3 separate regions of the Mus musculus genome follow, and all the other regions are linked to region 1. A link is a loop called in an ENCODE intact Hi-C map of the cell type or tissue named here. Cell type or tissue: gastrocnemius. All regions are shown on one strand.

Region 1 (8,000 bases):
TGTCTTACAGTGTCCGGTCTAGGTGGGTGGGGCAGGGCTCATGAAGCGCTTTTGGTTCCTACATTAGAGAATTTGGACTTTAGCTTTCACTCCCTTCCTGGTTTCCAGGTTGGGGAAAAAGAAGGCCCCCGTTGGGTTTATTCAGCACCACTCATGTGTGACCTAAGCCGAGAGCTTTGAGTGTGATTTTGGGTTATGCTTCATGGAGTGAGGCTAGAAGTACTGTTGTCATATAGAGATGTGTCAGGTAAAGGCCGAATGATTCAGGCGCTTACCTGGGGCCCCAGTAAGGTTGAGGAGGCAAGAGCTCTGGCACTGGTAATGCCGACAGACCCATCTTTTCTTCTCTTGATGAGAAACTAGGTTTGGGTAGTTTCCCTTCTAGGTGGGCAGGGTTCAACAACATATGGTGCCTTGCCAGGTTAGGTGCTTGGGAGCAGCACGTGGGTCTGTCCAGTGTGTAGCATTAGGTGAATGCCGAGTGGCTGTCCTGGCCGGAGCAGTGGGTTATATGTCTGAGCTGTGGGTGGTGGACTAGGGTGCTGGGCTCCGCCAGGTATGCCTGGACTTCCCCTGCTCTGTTTTTACTTGAGGGCTCTAGGTTCTAGGAAGTCAGGCTTTGTGGGGCACTCTGGCCCTGTCCAGATAGAAGGATGTACCATTTGTGCCACATGGGGTGACTGAAAGGGACGGCAGCATGGCAGTCCCAGGCTTTTCCTGCCTTGTGCTCTGTTGCCATCTTCCAAGTGAGCTGAGGTGTTAGGTGTCCAGTGCTCCAGAGGGAACAGATTGCATTTACATCCCAGCTGGCTCTTTGCTGGTGGCCAAGTGACCAGGCCAAGCTGCTGGCTTATGAGCACATATCACTGAGGTCCTGACCCTTGCGTCCTTTCAGGATACTCTGAGATGGCATCCTAGCCTAGGGTATATGGTCACGGGGTCAGAAACTTCACATCAGCCACTGATGGCAAAGGTATTGTTTGCTTACCAGGCAGGGGGCCTGCCTATGCCATAAGACAGTGTTCTTCCAAAAGACATTTACTGTCCTTGTCATAAACCCCCCTAAGGAGGTTCTTCCTGCTGTCTTAATTTGGTCTTTGGCTCTCTGTATGCTCACTTCTTCTGGCTCTGTGCTGTCTCTAGTTATCTGAGCCTGGGTGCCATGCTCACCATGCCTAGAGAATAGATTTCTTCTTGTCATACCGGTGCCTTCCTCTATTGTGCGGCTTTCAGAGGTGGAGTATTGTAGCATCCTTGAAGATGTGCTTGGGAGATGGCATGCAAGCCTGATGGCAGCTCGTTTTCAGGAATGCGGTCCTTCTCCATCACCTTTTCCTGTAGTCTCGTACTAAAATCTGTACTAAAATTCCATCTGGCTTGGAGAAGGGCTGGGGCAGGGGCAGTGGGCAGTGAGCAGGGTGCAGGGTGCATGGGGCAGGGCAGGGACAGGGACAGGGTCTGAATCCACTCTGCTCTGCTCTACTTGGAGGACATTGCAACCTGTGCTGTCTCCAGTTGATGAAGGTGCTTGGGCCTTTGTCAGTGAGCCTGTTGGTAGTTTTTTTTTTTGTGTTTTATCTTCATAGCATTCCTGGGGACAAGAAGAACAGCCCTACAACTGCCACCACCAGCAAAAACCATCTTACCCAGCGACGGAGACAGGCCCTCCGGGGGAAGAATAGCCCGGTTCTAAGGAAGACTCCCCACAAGGGTCTGATGCAGGTCAACAGGCACCGGCTCTGCTGCCTGCCGTCCAGCCGGACCCACCTCTCCACCAAGGAAGGTATGACAAGGAGGAAAGCTTAGGCACTGGCTGAGGCTGGGCTGCACTCTGCTGGGATGATAGGAACCATGTTAAGGGGGGAGGGGTATAGAACCCAAGTGAAAGGCTAGAGAGAAGGGTGGCTTGGACATGGCTGGGTTCCCCTTGGCCAGTTGAGAAGGATGGGTTAAGAGGCTTACAGCTTTGGGTGGAGAAGATGGAAAGTCTGCTAGTGTTGCCTGGCAGAGTGTGAGGAAGGGCTGTGGGCTCCTTACTGGAATTCTCTAGAATAGCATCACTTGCTTATGTCTGTGGGGTAGAGTCTATGGACTGGGACAACTGGGAACAGCAAAGATTGTCTCCTGCTGGTAGTGGCTGTTACAATGTTCCCAAGCCCCACAGGTGGCCAGGGAAGAGTGAAGGGTGAGGGGTCCTGAGTTCAGTGTGTCTACCTGTGGTGCCTTGGATGTGTTAGGGGGCTATTGAAACTGTTGGTGGCACCTCCACTACAGGTGGAAGGATGGATAGCTTCTAGTAATAGACAGATGTGATGACTGCATTGTGCCCTGGTATTTCTGTTGCAGGAAGGGCTCTGGGGAGTCTCTCTATCCACAATTCACCTGCTGACCCGCCAAGCATGTGATGGGCACCTTGGGGCCAAGAATCATTCTAGTTCCTGGGGACACTGAGCCACATTCTAGTGGAGACGAGTGGCTGCCTGAGCCCTTGTCAACAGCCGGGACAGTTGGCTTTGGGTGGTGAACAAGAAAGCAGAAGCATATAGTTATGGGCTCCGGGGAGAGTGTCAACACTAGGCAGGCATTAGGAGTCTTCCTCAGCAGACTTGAGTTAGGAGAGGAAATGGCGCTCGCTCAGCTGTGCAGGTGAAGGCACTGTGGACCACAGAGCAGGAGGAAGATCATATAGCTGTGTGCTATACAGGATCAGAGAAGGGGGTTACCCCAGTGCAAAGGGCACTAGGTAATGGGGGAAGCTCTTTTATGCCAAAGGGAGGGAATAGGTTCTGTAATTTCAGGGAAGGATAGAAGAGGGAGCCAGGAGACAGCTTGTGTTGCTGCTCTCGGGAATATCAGGTGACAAGGTTGGGCTAGCAGGCTGGAGTAGACAGTGAGTCAGGATGGCTGGCATGCAAGGCCTTGTGTGTGAGCTCAAGGGGGTATCCTCATCTAAGTAGCAAGTGAGTTGTGAAAACAGGAGATGCTGAGCCTGTCTACTCAGGTAGCGGTTCCAGAGGCCACTACTCTCGGCTACTCTAGAGAGGCAGAGATCACATGGTGGGCTGTGTACAGGAGGCAGGAGGAGATGGGAGTGACAGTGGTAATTCCTCTGGACTGGAGCCTGGATGGATTTGGCTTGCTCTAGGGACCAGCTTGTGCTTTCCCCCTTGCAAGGCTTACTGTCTGCCTCTTTCCTTGCTTGTCTAAGTATCCCAGCCTGAATGATGTTCAAAGCTCCGGCCAGTCTGTTTGATTCCCTGGGCTGGAGTTTTGCCATATTGCTGATTGGAGCTTTTCTATCTCCAAGCAGTGCAGCCCCCCAAGCTTCTGTGGCTGTTAGCGTCTCCCAGTACGTGGGGTCAGTAGATAGGGGCTGCCCCTTTAGCTAGTGCTTAGAGGCCAATCTTTCTGCTTGCCTCCAGGAAAACACTTAGCCCTAGTTCCAGAATTTTCATGGTGCCAGTACCCTGATATCCACACTTTGTGTGCCAAGGAATTGGGTTAGCCTAGCTAACCCTGGCCAGCCCCTTCTCCAGGTCCCTACTCAGCCCTACTGTGTGGCCTAGCAGCCAGTAGAGGGCGCCCTTGCCCCTCTTATCCCTCCATCCACCCTTTTCTGGTAATTGATTGCCTAATTTCCTCTTTATGTGAAAGAAAGCAGATATCAAGTAATTTGCAGCAATAACCTGCTAATGCTGGGCCAGTATCGAAACTCCCCTGTTCATTTCAAGTGGCAGATAAAACACTAATACATAATTATCCTTGCAAATTGGATTGTTTTAAATAACCAAAAGGCTACGGCCAGAAGAAAGCGATCCCATCTCCCTCGAGTTACTCTTGCAGCGTAATTGCCGCGTTCAATCAATTTCCCTGGCATTAGAAATTCCATCACAATCAACATTAAGCTTTATTCATTGTGATGGCTAAGAGCCGGGCCATTTCTCCTCTTTTTCTTAACTGGCAAAATTAATCAGGGAAAAGATTTTAAACATTTACCCGTGCGAAAGAGGTCAGCGCTGCCACTATATTGCTCAGCAGATAAGGGGGCTAATAAAAAGAAAATTGAATTACTAATGATCACCAGGAACCGAGTATATAAAACCTGGCAATCGCCAGTTCAGGAGAAGGAGAATCAATTTTCTTGGGACAAGGTGCGCTCATTTTTTATTTTGGCGCGTATTATCAGCAATTTAATTTGAGAGCGCATAAACAGGAGGAAACAGTTAGGGAATAATGAGCCTGGAGGTGTAAAGTGCCGCAGGATATATGCTGTACACAATTTATTTGGCACAACAGATAATCGCTTTAATTGAATTCAAAACTGCATTGTTCAGCAGCCATGGGGCTGCTCAGGCCTGGGGACTGAGAGTATCAGGAAGGTTCCTGTCTGATGTAGTGTCTCTCTTCTGGTCAGCCTTTGGCTATGGGGTGGGATGAGCCCCCTAGAGAGCCCTGAGGCGGTCAAGGAGGCATGTGTGCTCCGTCTGCTGCTGAGACCTGCTTGGTCTGCCTCAACGGACAACTGTTAGAAAAGGCATCTGGGGAGAGGCGTTGATGCTTTAGGGGTGTGGCAATTGGTAGTTAGCATGTGATGCTCTTCCCCTGGTCGGTGTGGGGACATGGGACCTGGGAGGCTTGGAGGGAGCTCCCAGGCTTACTAACATAAGGCATGGCCTAGGCCTAGTATGTGGCTTGGCTCTGAGCTGTGTGCATGAGTGGTTTAATCTGATATAGCACCTGCTGCTCTAGCTTAGGTAGCAGCTTAGTAACAGTCAGTCATGGGCTTCTAACCAGCAGCCTCTTGGAAGCCTCAGCTGTGTACTGTAAAGAAAGAGCCTTTGTGGGAAGAGAGGTTGTGTCATCACCTCTCCGAGGTAGGTTTAGATAGGATGACACTTCTCTTTTATCTGCCCACGGTGGATATGTGGCCATTGCCTGCCCTTTTCTTCCTATACCTATGTTAAAAGTTTGGTCTTGGGGCTTAGGTAAAAACATTACTGCTTTTGCAGGACTTGATCAAGGTCAGTTCATAACTGCTTTTTTTTTGGTTTTTGAGACAGGGTTTCTCTGTGTAGCCCTGGCTGTCCTGGAACTCACTCTGTTAACCAGGCTGGCCTCGAACTCAGAAATCCGCCTGCCTCTGCATCCCAAGTGTTGGGATTAAAGGCGTGTGCCACCACTGCCTGGCACTTACAATTGCTTATAACTTGGTCTCCAGGGGATCTGTCACCCTCTTCTGGACTCCATGCATATGCACATGCATGTACACATATGCACATATGGACATACATACAGAGATCATTTAAAATAAAATGTTTCTAGCAACAAGGCTGGGACAATGGTTTAGCAGTTAAGAGGATATACTGCTTTTCTAGAGTACTCCAGTTTGATTCCCAGCACCCAACTCAGGTGGCTCACAACTGCCAATAACTCCTGTTCTAGGGAAGTCTTGACACCCCCAGTTTCCATGGACACCCATACTCAAGTGCATGTGGGCACCACACACACACACAAACTGTTAAAAATAAAATGAATCGGCAGGGTGTGGTAGTACATGCCTTTAGTCCTAGCACTCTAGAGGTAGAGGCAGGTGAGTAGATCTCTGAGTTTAAGGTCAGTCTCTTCTACAGAGTCAGTTTTAGGACAGCCAGGGCTGTACAGAGAAACCCTGTCTTAAAAAACCAAAAATAAATAAAATGAATGAATTATGTAAAAATAAATAAACAATAAAATAAAATTTAAAAATCTTTTCAACAAACCTTGGCCTTGCCCTGGAAATCGAGCCTTCTTAGGTAAAGGATTAATTTGGTCAGTTCTGGGTTCGGGCTTGCTGGGGGCTGGGTAATAAGGACGAGGTGAATTTTCACTGTGATTTCATGCAGACTAAGGCCTCCCAGCCTCCTAGGCTTTCACGTGAGTCTCCTGGGGAGAGTTACCTACTTCCAGTACAGAGTTCTTTGGCTTGTGGCAGTTCACTGTGGTGGCTCTGTGGTATATGCTTATTACACTGTCAGTGCTCATAGGTAAGAAACTGAGTGACCACTTATTTTGGATCACTGGCATAAGTGATTGTAAGTGACAAGCCTTGTCTGCTTGTATGGCCTTGGCTTACTCCGTGAAGGTCCTCTTGTCCTGCCTGTGGTGAGCGTCTGCTGGTATGGGTGGGTGCTCATTCCCACAGGTGGTTTTTAAGGAAGTACTCAGAGCGTCTTCCCAGTATAAGCTCTGTTAGCCTCACTCACCCTGCTACAAACTGGGTAGCTCTTTTGCCATCCCCAGCCTAGGACTGGTACCAGTCGGAGGCTGGGAACCCCTCAGATGTTCAGTGTTCTCTGAGAGCTGACCCTACCCCCAGCTTCAAGCCATCCTGAAGGCAGCCTCCTCAGAGCTCTGGCCAGTCTTTCTTGGTGTCTGGGTGAGGCCTGCCTTCATACTGTGGTAGGACAGCTTCTCCATTGTCCCTCCTGGCCATATAGACAAGTGCTTTCAAGCCTGCTGGCCTGATTTTGTGTGCTTCTAGGCCCTGCCCGTCAGCTTCATTCTTTGACCCCTCGAATTCCCTGCTCTGACAGAGTTCCCAAGCAGGCTTTTTTGGTGTATATGGGTCATTTCAGAGTCATGTTTGTTGTTTTGTTTTAGCTGTTCTGGGGAAGGGGCTGCTTGCCAGGTGGTTTTGGGCATGGGAGGAAACCTATCCATATTCCTCCTATACTCACAGCTTCACACTCAGTTTGTCCACTCATCGGGCATACTGGGCCTTGATCATTCCCAAGCACACGCTCTCCCTCTGAGCTCTGGCTTCAGTTCTCTTTTTTACCTTTATTTTTAGACAGAGTGTTACTAAGTTTTTCAGTGTGGCCTTGGACTCACACTGTAACCCAGAGAGGCCTTGAATTGCGATCTGCTTCAGCTTCCTGGGTATCTGGGACTAGTTACCCTCCTTACTTAATCCTGTGAACGTTTAAAGCCTAGGATATGTATGCAGCCTAGGCTAAATATGTAGTTAAGAACGTACTCGAACCTCCTGCTTCTGCCTCCCAGTGCTGGGATTATAGGCGTGAGCCACCATCCTGACTTTCACTTCTCCTATGGCAAAGTACTGTGGGGATCTTGCCTCTGATTAAGTCTGCCTTCTCTCTGCCTAGGTTTTGTCATTTAAAAGACTGGCCAGAGCTCTGAGGAGGCTGCCTTCAGGATGGCTAGAAGCTGGGGGTAGGCTCTGCCCCTTTTTGAAAGCCTCACTCCTTCTTGGCCAGGACTTGTTCATTCATGGGCCGGATCCTACCCCTCTGAGCAAAGTCCCACCTATTCTGGCCAGACACTAGACTTGGCTCCCTCAAAGAGCCCTGCCTTTGAAGACTTTGCCCAGCCAGACAATTCTTTTCTGTGAGTAGACCCCACCCACTCTGGCTAGCCATACCTCCACACTTTTTTTTTTTTTTTTTTTTTTTTTTTTTTTGCAGTGTGGTCCTTTTCCTTCAGATATCTAGGGCCCTCTGCCTTCATTCAGGCAACTGCTTAGTGCCCGTGGTCAGCCTTACAAGCCTATCTGCTTTAAGATCACCATGGCCGGGCGTGGTGGCACACGTCTTTAATCCCAGCACTCGGGAGGCAGAGGCAGGCAGATTTCTTGAATTCGAGGCTAGCCTGGTCTACAAAGTGAGTTCCAGGGCAGACAGAGCTACACAGAGAAACCCTGTCTCAAAAAAAAAACTCAAAAAAAAAAAAATCACCATGGCATTCCCACTTCCTGCTTCATTTCTGCAGTATGTGGATTTCTGTGTTAATTGTCTGTACTGCCTCACTAGAAAGGTCCTGTATGAGCGCTCTGTCCTACTCTTGTCACATAGATGTGAGTCTCTTGGTGCAGAGCCAGAGGAAGGAAGCTTATTCCATTGCAGAAGCAGTGTTTGGGACAGGGTTCCCTTCTGCAGACTATTCTGAGTGAAGATTGTTCTCTGTAATTCTGTCACCACATGTGTTACAAGCCAATTCCTGGC
Region 2 (8,000 bases), 110 kb after region 1:
AAGAAACAAGAGAAACAATCCCTTCTCCGATGAGTCTGGTGCCAGAAGGCCCTCACTAGATATCCTGCAGAAGTGCTTTGGTCTACAACAAGCTGAGGGCCCAGGTAGCTGGCACAGTGCAGAGCGAGCTCTATATAACCCAGGCAGAAGCTTCCTGAAGACTGGGTTTGGCCCAACAGTGAATCCTTATGCAGGGGAGCCCTGAGGAATATCAGATGGGACAGCTGGACCATTTCAGACACTCCCCCACACACACACACATACTCTAGGGCCGAAGGAGGCTAGGCTATGATTGTTGGAGCTAGCTGAACAATTGTCTGCAGTCCTTGAAGTTCCAAGGAGGAAGGACAATGGGCTTCATGGCTAGACCCCAGGAAAGAGAGTAAGGGACCTCAGATCCAGTTTTGTGGCCAGCAGAGCTTGAGTAGAGACCCTGAAGCCTCTGTCTTCTGCCCATCCCCCTCCACACAGAGGGCAGGGGCTGCTGGGCAAAAGTCTACGAAGACAGCACTCTCCCATAGCATAAAGGGCTCACTGTGAAACTCTGGCCCAAGCAGTCAGGAGGCATCTCCACTAGAAGGACAGAGGCAGTGGGCTGGGGGCTGGGTAGGGCTCCTCCCAGAGGCATCCATCTTACCAAGCCTTGCCAGGGGAGCTAGTGGCATCAATGTCAGTGAGCTGGGCGATACTGTGGGGACAGGTCCTCGTGTCACTGTAAGCCCTTGTGCCGGGAGGACAAAGTCATTGGATCAGTTTGCAGAAGAACCTGGAAGCTTAGGCATGGCTCTACTGCAGGGCAGGCATCAGGCTGCCCTGGGCTGCCACAGGGCTTCTCACACAGTCCTGCCTATAAGGAGCCCAGACAGAGTAAAGAGCCCAGCGGGGAACCATGGGGCAGGAGCACCACAGCAGGAGGCAGAGCCAGGCAGGGCAATGTCCTGGGCTGGCTTTGGGATTATATGATTTTTTTTTTTTTTTTTGAGATGCAGTCTCTTTATGTAGCCATGGCTCTCACACAACTTGCCATATAGACAAGGCTAGCCTTTAACGCACAGAAATCTGCCACCTCCTGAGTCCTGAGATTCAAAGTGCCATTACTCCTGGTCCTACTATACATGGCCCCGTGTGCTTTATTAAATAGAAACACTAACGCTGCCTGGCTCTCAGTGTATTTCCTCACAGTGAGGAAATGAGCCAGACAGTTTATCCATCAACCCCCAGGGCATGTTGTAGAGGGGAACACGGCACCTGCTGTGGAATTAGGCCAGGCAGAGGCCAGAGCTGGGATGAGCAGACCCCTAGCTGGGTGGCCATCGCCCATGTTACCCCCTCTGGTTACTTCTTATCTGTACCCCCACTATGTCTTCTTCACTGATACCCCACAGGACTTCCAGGGGCCTTAGGAGACACCCCAAACCAGCCTAACCTCCTTGGTAAGCCAAAGGCTACTGGGTTGGGTTCCAGGCCACTCTGCCAAACTATGAGCGAAACACATAATCAATATTAAGGGTGAACTTAACTCCAGAGGCTGTCCTTGGGTCTCTCAAAGGCTTCCCCTCTGCTGCCCGGAACACTATTACCATCCACCTCAGGTTTCTCTGCTGGGTTCTCCATAGGATGTGTGCTAAAGAAGGGCCCAGTAGTTGTGGCCTGGGCTGGGTGTGGTTGAAGACAGCTTGAGGCCGGGACTCTGCAGAGGGATGTTTTTTAGGGAGAGGTAGGAGTTTCCTTCAGTGAGACCAAAGGTCTTTAGTTGTCGCCCAAAGCACCTAAGATTGGACAGGACCAAGCAGACTATGCTAAAGACAGAGAAGAAGGCCCCTCCCTACTCCCATAAATGGACCCAAGCTTTGCTGCCTGATAGAAAGAGACCCAGACAACCATAAAACCTCACACTGCTGAGAGCAGAGAAGAAACCGGAAGGTTCCAGCAGGGTAGAGTAGGGGCGGATACAAAGGGGTCAGAAAGGTAAAGTGTCTCATCAGGCATGCAACCCTTTTCATCCACCCCCACCCCCACGTATACCAGACTCAGGATTGCAGAATAGGGACCTCTGAGGTGTTCTGAGTCTCACAAAGCACATGTTGGAGGTCAGGGTACCGAGAAATGAGAGAGAACCAAGGAAGAGGCCGTCGCAAGCTCAGAGAGCTGAGTGAAGTAGCCACAGGAGAGTCGCTACACCATCCAGGTGATAGGCACACAGGAGAGAAAGCTCAGACAGGACATGATGACACAGTTGTGTGGGGTCAGTCCACATATAAGCAGGACCCAAGGCTGGAAGTGTTCAAGAGGAAGAGAGGGGAGGGGAGGATACAGGCATAAAGAGTGGGAGGGAGGGGATGAGAGAGAGACAGATAGAAATGAAGGAAGGGGGAGGGGGTTCAACTATGACTTGCTGGATGGTATGTAGACACCCAGTGTGACCAACTGGTCTGGTAACTAGAGCCAGAGGTGACTAGGAGCCCACAGGGGTAAGGGGATGGAGGCTTGTGTTCTGCAGTGGCGCGTACCCCATCCTGTACCCCCAGGGGGTACAGAGCCCATCAGGAAGCAACACACTGTTCTCTTGCAGCTCAGAGCCTCTACGGAAGGACAGGTGGCTTCCCACCAAGGGAGGTGCAGGCCTCAGGGATGGTGGTGCACCGTGGCTTTTGCCAGCCTGTTAAACAAGAACAAAAACCAAAACCACATTCCCCATCAAAGCCACACAGTGTTTCCAGCAGCTTTTTCTGTGGTGAAGCAGCCAAGGTGCTCTTCAGCAAGTGATGCATGAATGAACCACAGTCCGTTCAAACAACAGAAAATGACCCAGTACTGACAGACTCCTTACGCAAAAGACAAGAGCAGCAGATTAACTTTGCTGGCAGGAAAGGTTGGAGATAGCAGTGCTGCCTGGTCCCCGTCCCGCAGAGTCACAGACAGGGGCCAAGTCTAAGGTAGGTGGGTGTGGCTTTGGGATTGTGACCAGTCACCACAGGACTGAAAGCTAGAACCATTCTATCACTGCAATGCAAGCTGCGGCTGACAGGGCGTGCACACACAAACAACCCCCTCCAAGGGGACGTGGAAATCCTCAATCATTTGTCTACAATCTAAGACAGCTCAAGGAAATAACGCGATTAATTATGTGTATAAGAAGAAACTGCGAAGAGGCATTTGGGTCTGGCATGGCTCCCGCCTCTGTTGAAGGGAACACAGACGTGGGGATCTTCCTGTCCCCGGGGTCACAGGTAGAGAGGCAGGGCTTAAATAAGACCTTGAAGGGGCTGGGGGTGGAGCTGTGTTCGTGCCCGCCCCCTCCCGTCTGTCCCGATTTGCATCCCCCTCCCCTCTGCTCTCCTCCTCCCTTCCCCTTTCTCCTTCTTAAGTCTCCCCTCCCCTCTCTATTGCCAGGGCCAGTTCCCTGATGAGCTGATCAATGCTCATCACCATTCGTGGAGATTCTAACTCAAGTGTGGCATCTCAATCAACATTGCTGCCGTCCCAAGCTATCGACGAGAGGCTTGTGAACAAATGAGCCCTTTGACTAGCCCCTGGCCTCCATAGAGCTGTTACCTATCTGGGCTCTGTGCGCCTCCTAGTGGTTGTGTGGTGAAACACAGCCTAGAAAGCTTTGGGCAGAGTGAGGGAGTAGGCAACCAACCTGTAGGAGGCACAGCACAAGTCCACCCTGTGTGACCTCTGGTCTCTGACCATCTCCAGTCACACCCTACACAAGACACCTTCATAAGACCCCAGAATGGGGCAGTGCTGCATACTTTAATCACAATTCTTGGGGGCCAAGGCATGTGGTTCTTTGTGAGTTCAAGGCCAGCCTGGTCTCTAGCTAGTTTTAGGCCATTCAGAGATAAAAGGTGACAAACAAACAAACAAACAAACAAACAAGAAGCACCGCAAACAAAAGACACCAGAACATACCATTCCCAACCTGCGCAGAACACTCTCCCTGCCCCCATTCTCTAACTAGTATGTGCTAGAGTCCCACAGTCCCCCTGGCTGGCTCTGTGCTTGTCTCCCATGTGTTCCAGACTACCCTGCTGCCCACAGTGCCTGCCTCAGGACTTTCACATGTCCAGGTCCCTAGGCAGACACTTCATCATATCTGTAATCTCCTCTGCATCTGACCAAACCACTCCACCTAGCACGCACCCCAGCCTTGCAGCCCACACCCCAGCCTTGCAGCCGCACCCCAGCCTTGCAGCCCGCACCCCAGCCTTGCAGCCCGCACCCCAGCCTTGCAGCCCGCACCCCAGCCTTGCAGCCCGCACCCCAGCCTTGCAGCCCTCACCCCAGCCTTGCAGCCCGCACCCCAGCCTTGCAGCCTGCACCTCAGCTTTGCAGCCTGCACCCTAGCCTTGGGCTGTTCCAGAAGTCGGGGAGTCTTTTGCTGGCTGATAGTTATCTTCAAAACTTGGTACATAGTATGTCCACTGTTGACTGAATAAATGAAATAACCGGGTGAGAGGAGGGGCAGGAGAGCCTGGTGGTCACAGACCTGAGCTTGGAGTCGCCTGCAGAATGCTGACACCAGCTCTGGTCCTCCTGTCCTCATCAGAGCGTAGCTTCTCACCCGAGGAATGTCTGGAGCCATCTGTTGAGGCCATAGGTCAGGGTTGAGTCCTCCTGGGGGGCGCTGTGGAGGCAGCATGGTGGGATTTTGGCAGAGAGCAGAAAGGATTTCAGCCCTGCCTCGCTACCCCTTCTCTAATATGGCAGAACTCTGTGGCTCGTATGCAGGGGCAGAGATCAGAGGCCTCGTTCACCCTCCTCAACTCCTCATCCTCCTGGAAGAAAGGCTGGCACAGCTAAAAGATGAGGAGAATCCTTGGCTCCCTCAGATGCCTCTGGGCTCTGGGCATCAGTACTGCAGGGGCTGGGGCCCCTGGAACCTCTTCTGACACACTGCTTATCCACTCTGACTTCTGAACTAGCCTGTCATTGGGTGACTGCCTCCTCCATCCTATTAGTAGCCTGGACTAGGCATGGCAGGCACCTTGTGTGTGCATGGTCAACTGACTCTCTGACCCAACTTCTCTGTCTTGTGCTCTGCCTGGGTCAGTGACACCTGAGCTTTGAGGGTTCCACAGTGGGTCTGTGTATGCAGGGCTGATCCTGCTGCCAGCTCCACTCACTCCTTCCCCAGTTCGCAGCAGAGACTAGTAGGCCCAAGGTCAGTGGACTTCATATTGACAACGTCTCTCCACCCTAGGCTGTCGGAGGGAGGGAGGAGGCTGTTTGGCTCGATACGGCCCATCTTGTGAGACAATAAATTTGGCCATTGACCCAGCAAGCAGACGTCGATAAATGAACGGTTAATATAAACATTGTCCTTCCCAAATTAATCCAGGCTGTGGGGGGGGGCCTGGGAAAGTGGGAAACTGAAATATGGAAGGAGGTCGGAGGACAGGAGCATCGCTGGGAGTCTCTCAGCCTTCACACACCCCTGTGGGGAGGCAAATGCGCCTTTCTCCCTCAGTGAGTGTGCTCTGAGGCAGGCGTGTGCTCTCCTAAGGCAGAAACACAAAGGGAAATGGCAGAACCACCCCAGCCTAGGTGAATCTCCCTACTTCCTTCTTCCCCCCCATGTTACTTGAGATATGTTTAGCTGACAAAGGGTTCACTGCTATATAAATACATGTCTTGGAGTGTCTATGTTTTCTGAAGATCCTAGTGTGGAGAGTAGACCTATCCAACCTGTGCTGGTCACCCCCCTTTCTGAAGTAGGACTCAGATTCATGAAGAATCCTAGCATGCTCAGTGCCCTCAGGTAACTATGGCCCCTGTGTTTTCCATGGAGAAACCTTGTGGTGATTTGAATGAGAATGGCCTCCATAAGGCTCCTATAGTTGAACACTTGGTCCGCAGTTGGTGGGACTGTTTGGGAAGGATTAGGAGGTGTGGCCTTGTTGGAGGAGGTGTGTCACTGGGGACAGGTTTTGAGGTTTCAAAAGACTCATACCATTCCCATCATCTCTTTCTCTGCCTGCAACTTATGGATCAAGGTGCGACCCTCAGCTGCTCATGCCGCCAGGGCAGCTAACCCTCGGCAACCATATGCCTCAGATGAAGTGCTTGCTTGTTTGCGGCAGGATTTCTTTGTGTAGCCTTAGCTGATCTGGAACTCACTCTGTAGACCAGAACTCTGGCTCTGAACTCACAGAGATTTGCCTGCCTCTGCCTTCCCAGGGCTGGGATTAAAGGCGTGTGCCACCACCGCCCAGCACATTAACTGTCTTTCTTATGTTGCCTTGGATGTGGTGTTTTATCACAGCAACAGGAAAGTAACTAAAGGTGCTGCTTATTTGGAGTGGCACAGGCCGTAGCCCAGAGCACTGCTCTGCTCTCTGCAGTGTGGCCTGCTGTTTTCTCTTCCGGCACCGGCAACCAGCTGTACTCAGCTTTCCTCCCGTGTCCTGTGTCTAAGCCTTAGGAAAACGGAGGCCCAGAGCTCCCTGGATGGGCTGTGAGGTCCAGTGGGAGGCCCACTCATTAAAAAGGCCACTGGTGACACAGGCAGTTGCCCATAGGTTATGGTCTCCCTCCAGGTCAGGTTGGTGGTACGTGCTGTAAGCCTGCAAGCTACTGTCCCTGCTTCAGAATAAAGAACCAACTCCCTCCAGGCCCTGACTTCCCCAGTGGGAAAGCTGCCTCAGAAGCTCCCAGCACAGAGCAAGGTGGAGAACCCATGATGGATGGGCACTGGGGAGGAGGGGGGCTTGCTGGGGGGTGAAGGGAGGCTGGCCTGCCCTGACTGGGCAGATGGGAAGTAGCTGTCAGCACCTAATGGGCCTGTGACAAATGGGGTGGGATTCAGTGGACGCTACCTCTCCATGCCTGCCCCAGAAAGGCTCCAAGGATGGGAGATTCCCAGCCCCAAACTCAGGAATCATTACGTGAATCTCAGGAAGCCCAGGAGAGGTCTGGGTCCATTTCTGTGGTTCTTGGGGGGGCGTTTCCTGGATCCCCTGCATGGACAGAGACAATCGGGTGGGGGCTGGGGCCTGAGGTGGGCTTCCAGTGGCTCACGCCCTACTGACTGGCCAAAGCAAGTGCTGAGCTCAGCGCTGGCTGACCCAGGGCTTTAGGGACCATTAAAAACATTCTGGGCTGCCGGCCGCCAGAGACATCAATCTATGCTGGACACAGCGCTTCTGCTCTCTCTCTCTCTCTCTCTCTCTCTCTCTCTCACCTCCCCCGAGCTTCCTCCGGAGCCTTACCTCTGGTCTCCAGCTTCACTTTGGCCTGTCTTAGCTCCTATCCTCCTAGATGAGGGCTCCTCTGCCCTGCTGTTTGTGAGACACTTATCCCCAGAGTCTCAGGGATACACGCTGTTGAGAACTACCCTGGGGAATATTCTGGGGGTCCCACTGTCAGGAGGCCCTAGAGGAGATGTAGGAGAAGGGGCTGTCCAGCTAGGGAGATGCCATCCGTGCGTCAGAGGACCAGCATGGGAAACTGGGAAGCTGGAGGCAACAGTGGATATGGCCTTAGCAGCACCATGCTGAGCGTCACAGACCTTTGCTGAAAATGGCTGAGAGGGAACTTTGGAGTATTTTCTAATAGGCTGTGGAGGTCCAGTTCCAGCCTGTCTGGGCAGGATCTGGGGTAGTTGTCTGACTATATTTCCTGAGCTTGGGTGGGGCTTGGCTGCCCAACCGAGGGCCCTGGAAGTTGGAGAGGTGATGATGGAGGTTGCTGGGCCCAGGCAGCAAGTGTGAGCCCTGGGCCCCATTCACTGCTAAAAGGAGGAATAACAGAGGAATAAGAAGCCAGGGACTGTCCGAGAGACTTCTGCGAATGCTCTGTGTAGTTCAATGGAGGGGAACCATCCCAGGCCTGACTTAGGAGTCTTGTGGGCAGAGCAGGGCTAGGGAGACAGGGGGACATGCCATTGTTGCTCAGAGAGCCACTTACAAGGGAATAAGCAGGCTGGGCATAGGGGGACAGTCCACCTGTGGGAAGGGCACTTCATGGTGGCACTGTGGGATGTAGCCCCTGCT
Region 3 (8,000 bases), 120 kb after region 1:
CCTGCCATCCCTAATGCTATCCCATTTCCCGGAGTCACAGCATCATGGTTGCCTAGCCCCATACTGGACACTTAAGTATCAGAGATGGTGATACACAAAGGTGTTGATGCCAGGGATAGTGGGTAAGGTCAGGCAGACAGGAGCCAGGGAGGAAGACCAATGCTTCATGGTTTGCTCTACATGGCCTGCTCAGCTTGCTTTCTTATACTTCCCAGGACTACCTGCTCAGGGATGGCACCACCCACAGCGAGCTGGGCCCTCCCACACCAATCATCAACGAAGAAAGTGCCCCACAGACTTGCCCACAGGCCCATCTGACTACCCTCTGAAGGTCCCTTTCCCCCAGGGTGACTCTAACCTGTGTTAGATTGACAGAAATGAATTAGCACTGTGGCAGAGGCAGGGGACTTCAGTGATGGCGGCACGGAAGTGATTTTGACATAAGCCGTGGTTGAATGGGACGATGGAGGTTGGGCGGTAGAGCAGAGACCCGTGTTGGTGGGGATGGAGATGGGGTGAAAAGCTGTTGGGGAAAGAGAAGAGTGGGGAGGAGGAGAGAGAAGAGAGGGGGAGAGAAGAGAGGGAGAGGGGAATGTGAGGGTTGTGAAGTTGGGGATACAGAAGCGGAGAGTGAAGGGGGTGTGTGCCTTGCAGAACAGTTCTGGGGCCTCGGGGCAGGTGTGTGGGGAGATCACTTCCACAGCCTGCAGGGGAGAATGGGACTCGGGCCTCATGAGTGGATAGGGCCAGGGTTGGGGCCTCTTTGGTCCTGTCCTACCTGACACATGAGAGCAGCATGCTGAGGACAATGGTTGCAGGTGAGGGGCTGGGTTGTGGCCACAGCCCACTCATCTCCTCAGAGCTGAAGGAAGAGCCACAGGACATACATAGCTGGGACTGGAGTCTCAGTGGCCTATACGGGTACAGTGCATCTTTTCTTGAGTCAGAGCAGAGCCCTTGCTGGGCCTGTCTAGTGTCCTCTGCTCTTGGAACAGGGCCAAGAACATTTCTACTCCCGAGGGAGCCAGGGTCCTGGGCCCCCATTGTCTAGAGAGTTTTGTTGCCCTGCCCACCAGAGTTGTGGGTTCTGTGCTCTTGGTAAAGAGCCGTGGCAGGCCACGGTGTGATGGCTGTTCTCTGGCAGTGGCTTTCCGAAAGCCGATAGGCTTTCTAGCCAGGCTAGTGTGATCTGGACTGATCTAGCTCCTCCAAGGCCAGCCGCAGGTCTTCACCCTCTTTCTTATTTTGGGAAACGGAGGCACAGGCAACTAAACCGCTGTAACTCTGTGCCTTGTTCTGGCTTGGCCATCTTTTTTCTCCCCCGCCTGGGCTATAGTTCTGAGTAGCTCACTCCTGCATCTGTCCTATATCAGTTGCCTCTCCCCACTTGAGCCAGTACCCAGCCAGAACCCCCCCACCCCCTACTGTGGGCTCCTGACTTAGGTGCCCCATCAGGCAGGACACATGTCTGGCTTGCATCTTCACCCCTCTTCCTTGGACAGCCCAACCGTGTAGTGTTAAATTTACTAAGGGATGACAGGAGTTCAGGGACCCACCTCCCCGGCCTGGGAGCTTTGGTGCACGGCTTTCTCCCATGTCTGCAGCTGAACTCACAAATCCCTGGCCAGTGGGAACAATGAACAAAATAAAATATTGATGGGCATGGGGGGTGCGAGTGGTAGGCGGAGGCTCTGGGCTGGGCCTCAGACCCAAAGCACACATGTGAAAGGAGGGGCCTAGAAGACGGTAGCCCTGAGGCCCCTGAGGTTGAGGCAGGTAGCAGGGTCCTTCCACCTGGCCATCTCTATTTGACTATCCATCACCAGCCCCCCACTCCACGTGCACCCCGCCCTCACTCCATCTCCACCCCCACTCTCTCTTCTGCGCCTCCCTCTCCCACATTAATCTCCGGGCCTCTCACTGCTGATTCAAGCAAAACAGAGTTTGCCTTTTCCCCTCTCGGCAGATTTTGTTGGCAAAGCAGAAAGGAATCACAGCATACGCACGTCTCAGCCTCCTGCCCAGGGAGCCACTCTGAAAATGAAGCACCCCTCCGTGGTGTGAGCTGACTTGGGTTGTATGTGTGGCCAGTGCGCACAGGCACCTCACTTCTACGAGCCTTGTGATCTCCCTGATGGTTCTGGACCCTGGCTCCTCATTGGCTGTGAGGAGACAGGCCGGTCCCTGTTCTTCCCTCTTGGGCAGCACATGTGTGACATATGTCACTTGTCCTCTGCAGGTACTCGGAGCCCTCACTAGCCAGTTGGCCCTATCCTTGTTCATGACCCCAGGGTTCACCTGTGATCCACAAGCCAGAGGCTGCAGTTTTGAGCAGGGGTGTGGCCAAGCAAAAGCAGCCCAAGGTGGGGACATCGACTCTAAAGGCTGAGAAGATGCCAGCTAGGTCAGAAGGTTTGGGGAACTGTGTGGGGTGGGATGGTAGGAAGAGATAAGCCAGGGTAAATGGGCCAGAACCAGGATTGCTCACATTCTCGGTGGGGTACCCATCAGCTGGTCCATTAGGGTAGCAGTGTGTGTGAAGATCAGGGCCAATACCCTCCAGCATGCCAGTGTGCGTTACATACACCCATTTTCTCGTCTAAAAAGTTCACACAGAGGGCTAGGTAGGGCTTCCCTGGTCACTCAGTCCTAGCCCAGATGGAATTCTAGACTCTACCTGGTCTTGGGAGCTTTCTCACCTTGACAGCTGGGCCTGAGTCAAGGACCTCTGTCCTCCTTCTGGGAGGAGTCTCCACAGCACAGGAAGGGCCTTAAGAGAGGTCCCTGAAATGGGGAAACTTTTGAGCCAGGTACTTGAGAGTTAAGGCAGAGAGCTCAGTTAGCAAGGGCCCAGGAGTGAAGGCGAAGGCGGCATGGAAAGATTAGTGGAGAGGGTACAGACAGGCCCTGGTAGCCTAGCCACTCACTGTGCAGGCGAGGGGCAGCTCCAGGCGTCATCTCAACAGATCACCCAAGATGTGCTTGTGTGTGTGTCCCACGCTTACTGTCCTCCACAAGGTCTGCCCCCCTGTCATTCCTGATTATCATGTAATGGCTTCCTTGACACACAGTTTTATTAATAAAATTTGCAAGTGTTGCGGAGCCTGAGCGGCCTTGTCCATTCTGCTGAGCTGGAGATTGTCCCGGGAGGGCAGGTGAGTGGATCCCCTGGGTGGGTGCCTCTCCTATTTCAGAAGAAAGCTGCGTCTTCAGGACTCACTCCACTCACCGGCTGGCCCTGGACGCGGATGTCTGGCCAGGGTGATGGGCGGCAGAGCCCTGGACTGTGTAGGCAGACCTGGAGCATGGACTTGGGTGCTCTCCCCTGGGAGCCCCTGGGCAGAGGCTTGAAAGGGCGTGGGTGGGTTGCTGACTATGGCCGCTTGCTTCTCTTTCCTGGGCCGTCCTCAGGTTCTCAGAATCCTGGGGGTTGGAAGAGCTGCAGCCTCCTCGGGCTGCATGAATGGGTGACAGCCGCCCCCTGGTGGTTGCAGAGAGCAAGTTCTCCATCTAATTTGTTTTGTTTTCTTTCTAGTTCGGGGACTGAGCCCAGGGTTTCTTGCATTCTCTACCACGGAGATACATACAGCCTTTCTGTTTCCATGCGGAACCTTCCAGGGCCTTTGAGGGAGAGCATCTTCATGGCTTCAGCCATGCATAGCTCAGGACTGCGTTTCATATGGTGTCCCCACCCTGTCCCTCTGAGTCCGGGTCCTGAGCCCATCCTTCTGGGGAACCTGTCAGGACCTGCGTGGGAGCAGGTAGAATGGGCAACAGGATGGTCTGGAAGCTGGGGAAGCATGAGGGGACTGGAGATAAAAATGTCTTTGCTGAGATCTTACACACGGAAGAGCTGACTAACCAGCAAGGGAGGCTGGTGACCAGAAGGGCTACTAGGAACCAGGCAGAATCAGGGTGGAGCCGTCAGGGTACATGCCCAGAGCAACTGGATGTGAGGATAGAGCCAGGCATCCGCAGAGTAGATGAGGCATGGCAGGGGCCAAGGGGCCTGCTGCTGGAGGACAGCCCCAGCTCTGCTGCCCTCTGCAGAGGGAAACTACATCTGGACTACACTGAGACATCTCTCTGGTGGGGTAAAGTGACCGAAGCTTCAGTACCCGACTCAGACTCACCTCATCTGACCAGCATTTTTAATAGACATCTCTAAGCAAGGTGGGGGCAGCCTGATAGTCCCCAAGAGTAGAGGACAGACCCCGCTAGGCACATCTGGCTAGTTGGAGCTGATTCCAGGGTGATGTACATAGGAGTATGGCCCCCACAGCCATCCTGAGCACACAGGGATACGGGGTGTCCAGCTCAGGGGCAGGTGACACAGTTCCTGTTGGTGCAGGGGTCAGGGTGGCTTCCAGTCTTGCCTTGTTTATTCTTGCGGCTCCAGCCAAGGATGGGCCAGGGGCGGGTACGTGTGGGCATCGGTGTCTCAAAACCACACTCTCTCTGGTTCCACAGCAGTGCTGCCCGTCGGGGTCCCTGCAGCCAGGACAGAGATGGATGTTGTCAGCCATCACTGCCTGCCCTATCTGTGGCCACCCTGAGAAAATATTAGAGCCTTCTAGGAGCCATAGGTGTGTTAGGGGCATGTTAGGGGCATTTGAAGTGGCCATGCGAGGCTCCTTGTTTGTTGCTTGCCACCCAAACCCGGGGTGGCCATGCTGGACAGATGTGACCTCTGGGATAGCCTGGTCTACTCTGGGGACAAAAACCCCACCAAGGTGGTCTGGGCGCTTCATCTGGAGTAGGACAGTAGCCACGCTATGGAGGCACCATCAGAGGTGACCACTGCCCAGAAAGCCACTCCTACTAAAGGCTACCTAGCTACTTTCCCTTTGAGGACCCGGGGGTGGGGTTGGGGACAACCAGGGCTGGGTAGGACTGAGGGTTGGGGAGCTTTTCCTAGGCCAAGCGCTTACTGTGCCACGTGGCTCAGGGCTGGGCAGCAATGACACGACCTGCAGGCTCACGCCTTCCTCGCCCATGCTCCTCAGCTGTGTCACCACCTCCAGGTGCTTCCACCACTTGCACGGCTGCCCGTTCACGGACACGATGTAGTCGCCCTCCTTCAGGCCAGCGGACTGCGGAGAATGTGGATCGGTGAGGTGGTGGCAGTATCTAGCGGTCCTCTAGGATTCCAGCACCCCGGGCTAGAGGGCCTTTACCTCAGCCTGACCCCCAGGGACGACAGCAGCGATGAGGACTGGAGAGTCTCCGCGCAGCGTGAACCCGAAGCTTCCCTCTCCTCGAGTCATGTGCACCGGCCCTACCAACTGCCATCGGTTCTTGGTTGAAAACACAGACAAGGGTCCCTGGGAGGAGACAAGTGGTGGAGGGCTGGCTGGGTGGCAGTCACAGAGCCACTGACCCCCATCTTAGCCCACACACCCTGGAGCAGGAACAGGGGTGGGGCCGAAGGGAGGAGGACAGGTTGGGGAACTGGCCTGCTCACCAGCCGATGGAAGAAGTCAGTCACCTTCACCTGCGACAGGCTAGGCATCCTCACCTCTGGGGTCTGGTGAGTCTTGGCTGACCAGGTAGGAGGGAAAGGAGGATTGGAGCTGAACCCCAGGCCCTTGGCCCTCCCAGAACCAGCGTTCCACCGGTGGGATTTGGCTCAGCTCAGAGGAGTGTGTGGCCCGAGGGGGCACATGGGACCGTCCTGGGTCCTCAAAGCCTAGCTGTCCCTACTCACAGCTGGGGCTACACTATTTCCCTGAATATACGTAGAGGTTCCCAGGAATGTACTTGGAAGCCCCAGCTGGCACTGTGCCTCTGTCCCCTCTTGCAAGGCAAGAGTCAAGTGGGGAAGGAAGTGGCAGGGGATGCTGGGCTGATATCCTCACAGTCTCCACTTCTCAACACAGCCTGCCTCCCACCCACCCAAAGAGGGCTTTGCTCACTGTGTGAGGCTGACCTTCAACTCTGTCCTCCTGATTCAGGGTCCCTAGTGCTAGGCTGGGATCTATAGACACGTGCTACCACACCCGGCTTGCTGACTGCCTCTCAGCTGTAGCTGCGGGGGCTCAGCTTGGCCCTCTGACTGGCAGACTCATCCCGAAGGGCCCTAGATGCTCACGTTGGATGTCTGGGGCCTCCGTAGCCTCGAAGAAGTCATCCTCGCGCTCGAGCTGTGAGTACTTGGCCAGGGAGCGCCGCAGTGCCTGAGTCACCACAACCTGCAGCAGGTCCACCTTGCGCAGGACTCTGCACAAGGTGTGAAGCCGCAGCGCCTCCTCCTGGCCCAGGATGGCACGCTTCAGGTGGGCCTTGGCTGTGCACAGGCATGGCACTGTCACACGCACGCACGCACGCACGCACGCACGCACGCACGCACGCACGCACGCACCATGCATCATGCATACAAGCTGGCCCCTTCCAGGCGGGGTTCCAGACCCTCTGTCTCAGGATGCATTAGGAAGTGGAATGAGCCACAGGGTTGGATGGTGTTGACCAGATTGGGAAAGTCCTGCCAGGCCCAACAGATCAGCAAGGGAAGAAAGAGCTGTCCCCAGCTGCCCAGTTTAACAACCCTCGTCTCAGCAGTTCCCACCAACCCAGGGATGTCAGCTGCTGAGTGGCTGTCGGGGCCACACCGTGGTTAGCCCAGGGCCCTGCCTGGGATGTCTCACCAAGCTTCCTGCGGTCTTCTGGGTGCTGCGGCAGTGTGGGGCCCAGGGGCTCATGGGGAGTGGAGGGCTGGAAGACGTGCTCCTGCCTTGCGAGTTCACCCTTGGCTGCTGCTAGGGGTCAGAGAGTCCATGAGCCTGAGTAGGGAGCCTCTGTGGGTCCACACAGGCATGAGGAGGGACACACTCACGGTGGCTTTCGCAGAGGGCCATGGCTGCATGATAGTGGGCCAGGGCGCAGAAGTGCTCAGCCTTGACGTGCGCCAGGTTAGTCCAGGAGGCAGGCAGGTAGTCTCGGACAGGTGGCTGGGCCATGGCCCGGTGCACAAGCCCATATTCAGTTGCCACCTGCCAGCAGGCATGAAGGTACAAATGGAAACTCTGTCTTTCCCTCAGCCCATTGGAGCTCAAGAGACAAGGCCACTGCCTCTGCACCCTGGGCTTAATCTCCATCTACTCTGCCCCAAGTTCCAGCAGCCTCTCCCTAGACTCCAAGCTGAGCCAGACCTGGGCATCTGGGGGCTCTGTTCCTATTCTCAGGACCTCAAGAAAAGCTGGGACAGCAACTGGCTTTAGCGAATGACACAGAGCACTAGATGCAGGTGCCCATCCTTCCCTGACCTGGCTCCATCCCAACTCTGTCCCTGTCCTCCTGAGCTCTGCTCTCACTCTTTGAGTGGCCACCAAGTCGGGCTTCTGGGCAGGGCTCCTTGCCCTCACCTGGGCAGCTTCCTGGGCCAGCTGCAGTTGATCTGGACAGATGTCAGGTGTGGCAGAGGCTGGCAGTAAAAGGCCCTTGAAGATGCATTCCTGTGCCTGGGCAATCATGAGCTGCTCCAGCATGGAGAGAGAGGCAGCACTCATGTCTGGGCTTGGCGCGTGGGAGAAGTTCTCCCTCAGGAGTCTGAAGGCCCCTGAGGATGGATACAGTGCTCATGCGGGCAGGGATTCCCCATGCCCACCAGGACGACCTTCAGAACGTCACACAGGGAGACCATGTCCACCAACACTACTTCCTGCCACAGAGCTGGGCGCCACACCCTTCTTATTTATGGTCTACAGCTCTCACCAGCAGCCCTCTGGAAAGCCTCAGCAGCGTGGTTGGTGCCCTCGGTGCAGGAGCAATCCTGCCGTGCTCCAATCTGCGTGTGGAGTGCCCCAATGTTAAACAGTACACTGCCCTTCTCGAAGGCCAGAGCCCGCTGCTGTGCCGGGACCCCCGTGAGCGAGTCGTACCTGCGGCATGGTGTCAGGATGGGTACAGTTCCCATAACGACCTGGCCTCCCTTCCCTGGGCCTCCGCCTCTGTTGCTAGCCCCTACCAGTGGAAGAGCAGCCCGGGGCTCCTGGAGGGACTGA

Evidence for each region. A loop is a pair of places that touch in the nucleus more often than their neighbours do. Peaks named below come from ENCODE experiments on the same cell type or tissue, not always from the same donor. Only the 100,000 strongest peaks of a DNase experiment are listed, where the experiment ranks them.
Region 2: it touches region 1 in a loop (9-fold over the local background); 31 of 42 quality-filtered maps call a loop at or near these places.
Region 3: it touches region 1 in a loop (7-fold over the local background); 31 of 42 quality-filtered maps call a loop at or near these places.

What each region holds. Positions count from the first base shown.
Region 1 is chr15:75,831,250-75,839,249 of GRCm38, reverse strand. Zc3h3 (zinc finger CCCH type containing 3) reads left to right here. Exons shown (of 12, transcript NM_172121.1): 3 at 1,587-1,783. Among named protein-coding and RNA genes, the nearest start is that of Zc3h3, 6.7 kb to the left of the region's middle. In gastrocnemius, a CTCF peak has its summit at 3,574 (motif pointing right); DNase peaks (open chromatin) are centred at 3,194 and 3,575; H3K27ac peaks cover 2,507 bases.
Region 2 is chr15:75,723,350-75,731,349 of GRCm38, reverse strand. No RefSeq gene overlaps it. Among named protein-coding and RNA genes, the nearest start is that of Mafa, 21 kb to the left of the region's middle. In gastrocnemius, a CTCF peak has its summit at 3,591 (motif pointing left); DNase peaks (open chromatin) are centred at 3,287 and 3,578.
Region 3 is chr15:75,710,543-75,718,542 of GRCm38, reverse strand. It overlaps Rhpn1 (rhophilin, Rho GTPase binding protein 1), which reads right to left. Exons shown (of 15, transcript NM_001163465.1): 6 at 7,964-8,000; 7 at 7,711-7,877; 8 at 7,362-7,555; 9 at 6,833-6,989; 10 at 6,645-6,752; 11 at 6,092-6,286; 12 at 5,465-5,541; 13 at 5,178-5,324; 14 at 4,932-5,093; 15 at 4,124-4,491. The coding sequence ends at 4,318. Among named protein-coding and RNA genes, the nearest start is that of Rhpn1, 10 kb to the right of the region's middle. In gastrocnemius, CTCF peaks have their summits at 3,489 (motif pointing left) and 6,265 (motif pointing left); a DNase peak (open chromatin) is centred at 3,443.